2 separate regions of the Homo sapiens genome follow, and region 2 is linked to region 1. A link is a contact called in ENCODE Hi-C or POLR2A ChIA-PET data. All regions are on one chromosome and are shown on one strand. Each heading gives the region's core, a stretch centred on a gene start or an enhancer-like site at or near the end of the contact. The rest is flanking DNA. Distances are from core to core; before and after follow the strand shown. Region 1 has its middle 69 kb from the start of LINC01765. Region 2 has its middle 92 kb from the start of NGF.

Region 1 (3,027 bases), core at 247-2,746:
ATGAGGAAGCTGTGATTCAGAAGGGTAAAGTGACTTGTCCAAGGTCACCATGGCCAATTAATAGTTGAGACAGGAATAAAACCAGTTCTTTTAATTTTCTCCAGTGTTCTTTCCAGGTACCATATGGCCTCAGGCTCCCATCATGTTGCATGCCTTCAACAAAGCATCTCTGCCTGAGAGGTCTCAGTGGCAATGCATGGGAAGAAAACAAAGGGAAGAATGTTGGAGTTTCCTGTTAGAATTTCCTGTTAGAATATTTTACATTCTGAAGTAAGTCAGCTTACTAATGCTTGGACAACTAATGGTGCTCATGGGAACCTTTCCATTGAGAGTCTGAAGATCTGAGAAATTCACTATGACATCTTCAGATACAGAGGTTGATCCCTGGCTCCTTCTCTTGTCTTTGTTTTGGTTTCAGCAGTGATGAAGCAGGAATCTTTAAAAACAGTTTTAATTTTCTTGTTTACTTTTTTCTTTGGAAATAAACTTTTCAGCCCATGTTAACAACAACAACAACAAAAAACTGGATTCTGGACAATTTGGTTCAACTGCCTCGATGAATGGTCGTAAGTGAAAATCAGCCAGTGAACTCCTAGCAGCTCCTGACTTAGAGTTCCAGCTGCCCACTGGACTTTAGGACCCTGGCTCATGGACACCTCAAAATCAACATCTTCCTAACTCAACTTGTTATCTTTCTTTCTTTACCTGCTCCCACTCTTGCATTTTTAAATGCAAGAAAAAAGTGTTGAAAACTTTATTTTCAACGAAAAAATAACCAAGAAAATTAAAACTGTTTTTGAAGATCCATGCTTGTATTTTAGTTGCCCAATACAGAACTTTGGAATTTTCCCTTTTACTTAGACCAAATTCTTTAGAATCTAATTCAGAAAATATTTCTTGAATCTACCCTTTCTTTATATCCCTACTGCTACTACCCTTTTTATGTCTCATTTTGTGCATTCACCTATGAATGGTGTTTATTGCATGCCTATACTATGTAGCACAGGCAATCTGCTCTGTGCTAGGATACAAAGGTGAACAGGACATGATACTTGGGTGCAAGAAACTTAACTCTGTGTGAGGGGTAAAGAAGGAGACAAAAACAAATAATGATGGCAAAATATGATCTTTTTTACATATGCCATTTTTCTCCTGAGCCATTGCAATAGATCTTGACCTCTTTCTGCCTTCTTTCTCTCCCTCTTTATCCATTCTCTTCATTGCTAGCAGAATTACCTTCCTAAAATACAGACTGGATCATGATCACAGTCATCTTTGCCTCCCTGTTGCCTAAAGAATGAAAGCTGTAGTCCTCAGTATGTTGGTTAAGGCCTTTACAAGCAGGCCCAAATCTACCCGTCCACCTCTCCATTCTCTCCCCTTTAGCATTGAACACTATGCTTTAGCCACATATAGACTGCTAGTAGGTCTCCAGTATGCCTCATAAACTCTCACATATCTGCCTTTTATTTTCCTGTCCCTTTAGTCTTGAATGCCCTTCAAATCTCATTCACCCTCTGGCTAGTTCTTACTCATCTTCCAACTCTTACTCATCATTTAAGACTCACCTTCCTCAACTTCCCTACCCCGAGGCAGAATTAATTACATCCTCCTTTTATATACCATAATTATATAATTTATTTCATTATATTATAGATAATTTATAGACGCCGAATACCCTCTTACCACCTACCATAGTTGTCAATATATGTTGAATGATTAAAAAATATAAAATATTGAAAATATACAGTGCACCACTGTAGGAGGTGTTCTTATTTTTACTGGTAATGCCATTGTGAAAAAATAAAAATACTCAGAGTCCCCAAGTGCCTTTCCAGGGTAATAAAAATTCCTGCATTTGGAAATCAAAGGAAGTTTCCATGTCTTTTTTTACCCTGTCTCTTTCACGTAAAGTTTGGGGATACAGGTTGAGACATTTCTGTTAGGTTATACTGAGTTTACGAGGTATAAGATGGGACCAAATGACCTCAAGGATTCCCATCAGAGAAGTACGCAGTGGTGAGAGCGGATTCCTCAGGGATGTGGAGGTCAGGAGAAAGTCCCACTTTCACTTCATGGATGCGGCTGAAGTTCTTTCACAATCTGTTTCATGGTGCTGGTGGTGAGGTATATGCGAATGTGTGTGTGGCAATACTTGGAGATAGTTTGAAACTTAGACATGACATGACCTCGACGTGACTCACTAGTTGCTGTCAGCGCATCTTCCCTAATAACTTGATGAGTAAGTGGCAAAATATCTGGCCTAAGCTCTTTTTCCTACCAAACCCTGCTTTGAGAATGCAAACAAGATGCTTCAGAAAAGAATACGCTCCACATTCAATTAGATAAAGATTTCTCATACATTTGGGAAAAATCACTCAGAAAATTTTCAGCCCTCATTGCAGATTAATCCCCAGAATTTCGTTTTATAGACTATCCACTATTTCAAAACATTTCCCACAGGGAATTCTATCAATGGGTAGTAAGTCTCCAGAAGGTTACAGATAGGAGCTGGAATTCTCTCCTTTTTTTTTTTTTTTTTTTTTTTTTTTTTTTTTTTTTAAAAACTAAATTTCCAAGAACTAGACCAGATGATCCCTAGACGTGGTTTAGTGTTTTGTGTTTTCAGGCTTTTAGTATGTTGGTGCTGGAAGGGACTTAAGGGAACATCTGGTTCAGGCCCCTCACTTTACAAATGGTATCAGGAAAGTTAATGGCTTTTTAAGGTCATCTAGTGTATCAGGAGTGGAGCTAGGACTAGGACTCTCAGGCCCTCTAACCCCTAGCCAATGGATCATCTTTCCTCCATGCCAAGTTAGACACAAGGCAAATTGCTACACAAGATGAAGAGAAATTTTAAAGAAATACAGGCCTTTCAACACCTTGAGTATGGATGTGTACCACTGTTTTCCTGAGACCTGAACTTCACTGTAGGACCACCTCTCAAAGGGAGACTTATAAGAGACTTCTGCTGCCAGCCCTTGTCTTGCACATCATCTTAGAGGACCTGGAGATGTTGATGTGGAT
Region 2 (3,027 bases), core at 390-2,889, 260 kb after region 1:
GGGAGGTCTCTATAGGCCACTGAGATGTCTGAACTGCTCTTTTCACCAGCAATAAGGAGGAATGATTCTGCATTAGATGGGTCAGTGAACACTTCAAAGGGCTCTATCTCTGTATCTCTTCTCACTCTCTACATTCTTCCTAAGTGAAGTCATCCACTTCCTTGGATTTACCTATCACATATGATACGTTTTGAAAAATGTAGATACCACAGTCAAAGAAAAACTCTGTATAACCCACCAAAATGCCTCTCCTATCTCCAGACCCATTGGATCAGTGACAAATTCTTTCAGCTGCAAATAAGAAAAATAAAACTCAATTTACAGGTGTGTGACAGAGACTGCTAGTTGTTCACCAAAATTCATCCTTTCATAGAAGCTGGAATATGGTTTCCTGGTTACCATACATTTCCCAGCTTGCCTTGCAGTTAGATGTGGCCAGTTCTTCCAATGGAATGTGAATGGGAGTCATATGTTTGGCCCGTAAAACCTCCCAAAAGAGTAGCTCTATCCTCATCCCCCTCTGACTAACTGTGACTCTATGCCCAAGATGACTTTGGGAGCCATGTGTTATGAAGAGCAGGGCCTCCATTGGCTGTGTCCCTGAGCTTTCCACCACCTGTGACCTGTAACATCCAGCCTCAGCCACTCAAGAACAAGCAATGTGTCTATTGTGTCTGAGCCCTTACTTTTGGAGCTATTTATTAGCCTCATATATCCCATCCTTTAAAAAGCAAATGTCTAACCTAACAAACCATTTTTATCTTACTTAACAGGAAGTTCTGAGGCAGTAGATGGTAGCATTTATTCAGGTGCTCAAAGATGCCATCAGGGACTAGGTTCTCCCTTTGTGCTCCAGCATCCTAGTGTACTGACTTCCTTCTCTCACTCTTGGCTCGTGGTCACAAGTAGGCTGTTGCAAGGAGATATGTTGGATATGGAAGTTATGTCTCCCTTCCATGCAAGAAGAAGGGGAAATGGGCAAAAGTCCCTCTTTATTCTTCATTAGCTGGAACAGATGAGTCACTTGCCCACAATGTGACGAAGTGGCCAAAAGGAATGAGATTAGCACAGGTCATTTAGACCAGTCATAAGTCATCCATTGGAGTTGGGTCTATACCCTTCTAATATCAAGTGATCTCTGCTTTTAATGGAATACTTTGGGGTTCAAGCAGAAGGAAAGTGTCATATGGGAGATGATTGTTGTCTTGGTCCATGCAGGTTGCTATAATAAAATACTGCAGACTGGGTAGCTTACAGGCAACAGAATTTCATTGCTCACAGTGCCTGCAGATTTGGTGTCTGGTGAGGGCCCACTTCCTTCATAGATGGACATCTGCTCACTGTGCCCTCACATGATGGAAGGGGCTAGCTAGTTCTCTGCAATATTTTTATAGGGGCACTCATTCCATTAGTGAAGTCTCTGCCTCATGATCACCCCCAAAGGCCCCACCCCTAATACCATTACCTTGGGGGTAAGATATCAACATATAATTTGGGAGGGGGTAGGGGCACAAACATTCAGAGTATAACAGTTGTTGTGGAAGCAAAGATCAAAATCTGCTGCACTCACACAATCAGCTGCTTGCTGGGCCTCTCTGACACACCAAGAATCATCCTTAACACTTTACTTTCTCTTACCTCCATATCCAGCAATCACCGAGGCTGATTCATTTCTGTCTTGTGACTATCCCTCTGTTCTGCCTTGTTTCTCCCCTCCCATTCTCTTTCTCCATTCTCTGCTATAGCTGTCTCCAGTCCACTCCACTCTCCATTTCTCACACAATCCCTGGAAGGATCCTGCAGAAACTCAAATTTCACCCCACAACTCCCCGGGCTTAAATTTTCCAGTAGCCACTCACTGGCTACAGACTAAACTCTTGTGTGTGAAATCTAAACCCCTTTATGATGTGACTTCTGTCTTTCATCCACTAACCAGCAAAACCACATTATTGTAAGTTACACACACACACATACACACTCCTTCCCTCTCTCTTTCTCTCTCTCTCCTCTCTCTTTCTCTCTTTATGCCTCTATTCCCTCTTTCCAGACACACTTTCTTTTCCTTTTTGTCTGTCCTACCTTAAAATTTAGTTCCGTCTTCAAAAACCCCCTTCCCTGCCTATTCCCCAGTTCTGACTTAGGCCCTCTCCTATGTCTGCCCTGCAAACTTGTCATGCTTCCACCAGCACAAATGTTCTAAGCTATTCCAGTTCCTTGTCTATATGCCTGTTCCCCATTACCCTGTGTTCTGCCTGAGAATAAGGGCCATATCTTGCTCACCTTTGCAAGCCCAGTGTCTCACCCACTGACTGCCACAAAGTAAATACTCTTGTAAATAAATATAAAATAAAATCCTAAATCAGCTCAACACGAGAAATTTGAAATGAGTCTTTAAAAAATCTTTTACATCGGGGATGGCCATAAAATTTCATTAATATGTTTCATCCAGATTAACCAATAAATGTCTCCTGTCATAGTGTGCATTGTTAGAAGATTAATTGGTTGTTAAGTTGGGTTTCCAAGGACACATGATGAGTCACCGACAGATGAGTAAGGCAGCACATACTCCTGGGATGAAAGAGCAAGGCGACAGCGTTGAGGTCTTGCACCATCTTCATGACAGCAACAGTGGCCAGCTATTGGATGCTTACATCGTGAAAGCACTTTGTGTACCTTTTTAATTGAATTCTCACTATAACCTCATGAAGTAGGTGTTTCTACTAGCTTCATTCCACATGTGAGAAGACTAAGGCCAGAGAGTATGAGTTTCTTACCTTCATACAGCCAAGAGGAAACAGAGCCAAGACTAAAACCCAGATTTTCTGATTCCAAAGCCTATACCTCTAACTGCTCTATTCTCTTAACTTACCCAGGATTGAGAACTCCTGGAGTGAGAGAGTCTCCAACATCTCAAAAGAGGTAGAGATAGAAGTAAAGAGAATAGTCCTGCTATGGAACCACAAAAATTAAACATTAAATTAAATTCAAAAGAAGAAGTAAAGAGAGAAAGATTGAGATTAGGATTTT

The links. A loop is a pair of places that touch in the nucleus more often than their neighbours do. ChIA-PET counts read pairs that join two places held with the same protein, here RNA polymerase II (POLR2A). Pooled maps may share reads with other maps.
Region 2: a loop to region 1 is called in a map of mammary epithelial cell, with 1.9 times the contacts of the local background. The contact joins two enhancer-like sites. A Hi-C loop is called at or near these places in 2 of 168 maps with a recorded cell type or tissue (PC-9 and mammary epithelial cell) and 2 of 50 pooled maps. POLR2A ChIA-PET finds 5 or more read pairs at or near these places in 4 of 52 experiments (BJ, PC-9 and activated T-cell).

The regions. Positions count from the first base shown.
Region 1 is chr1:115,166,740-115,169,766 of GRCh38, forward strand. No RefSeq gene overlaps it. Among named protein-coding and RNA genes, the nearest start is that of LINC01765, 69 kb to the left of the region's middle. Within about 2 kb of position 1,497, at least 5 of the 41 ENCODE cell types and tissues checked have a DNase peak (open chromatin) inside an H3K27ac peak, as active enhancers do; they include PC-9 and mammary epithelial cell, where a contact is called at or near this core.
Region 2 is chr1:115,428,397-115,431,423 of GRCh38, forward strand. No RefSeq gene overlaps it. Among named protein-coding and RNA genes, the nearest start is that of NGF, 92 kb to the left of the region's middle. Within about 2 kb of position 1,640, at least 3 of the 41 ENCODE cell types and tissues checked have a DNase peak (open chromatin) inside an H3K27ac peak, as active enhancers do; they include PC-9 and mammary epithelial cell, where a contact is called at or near this core.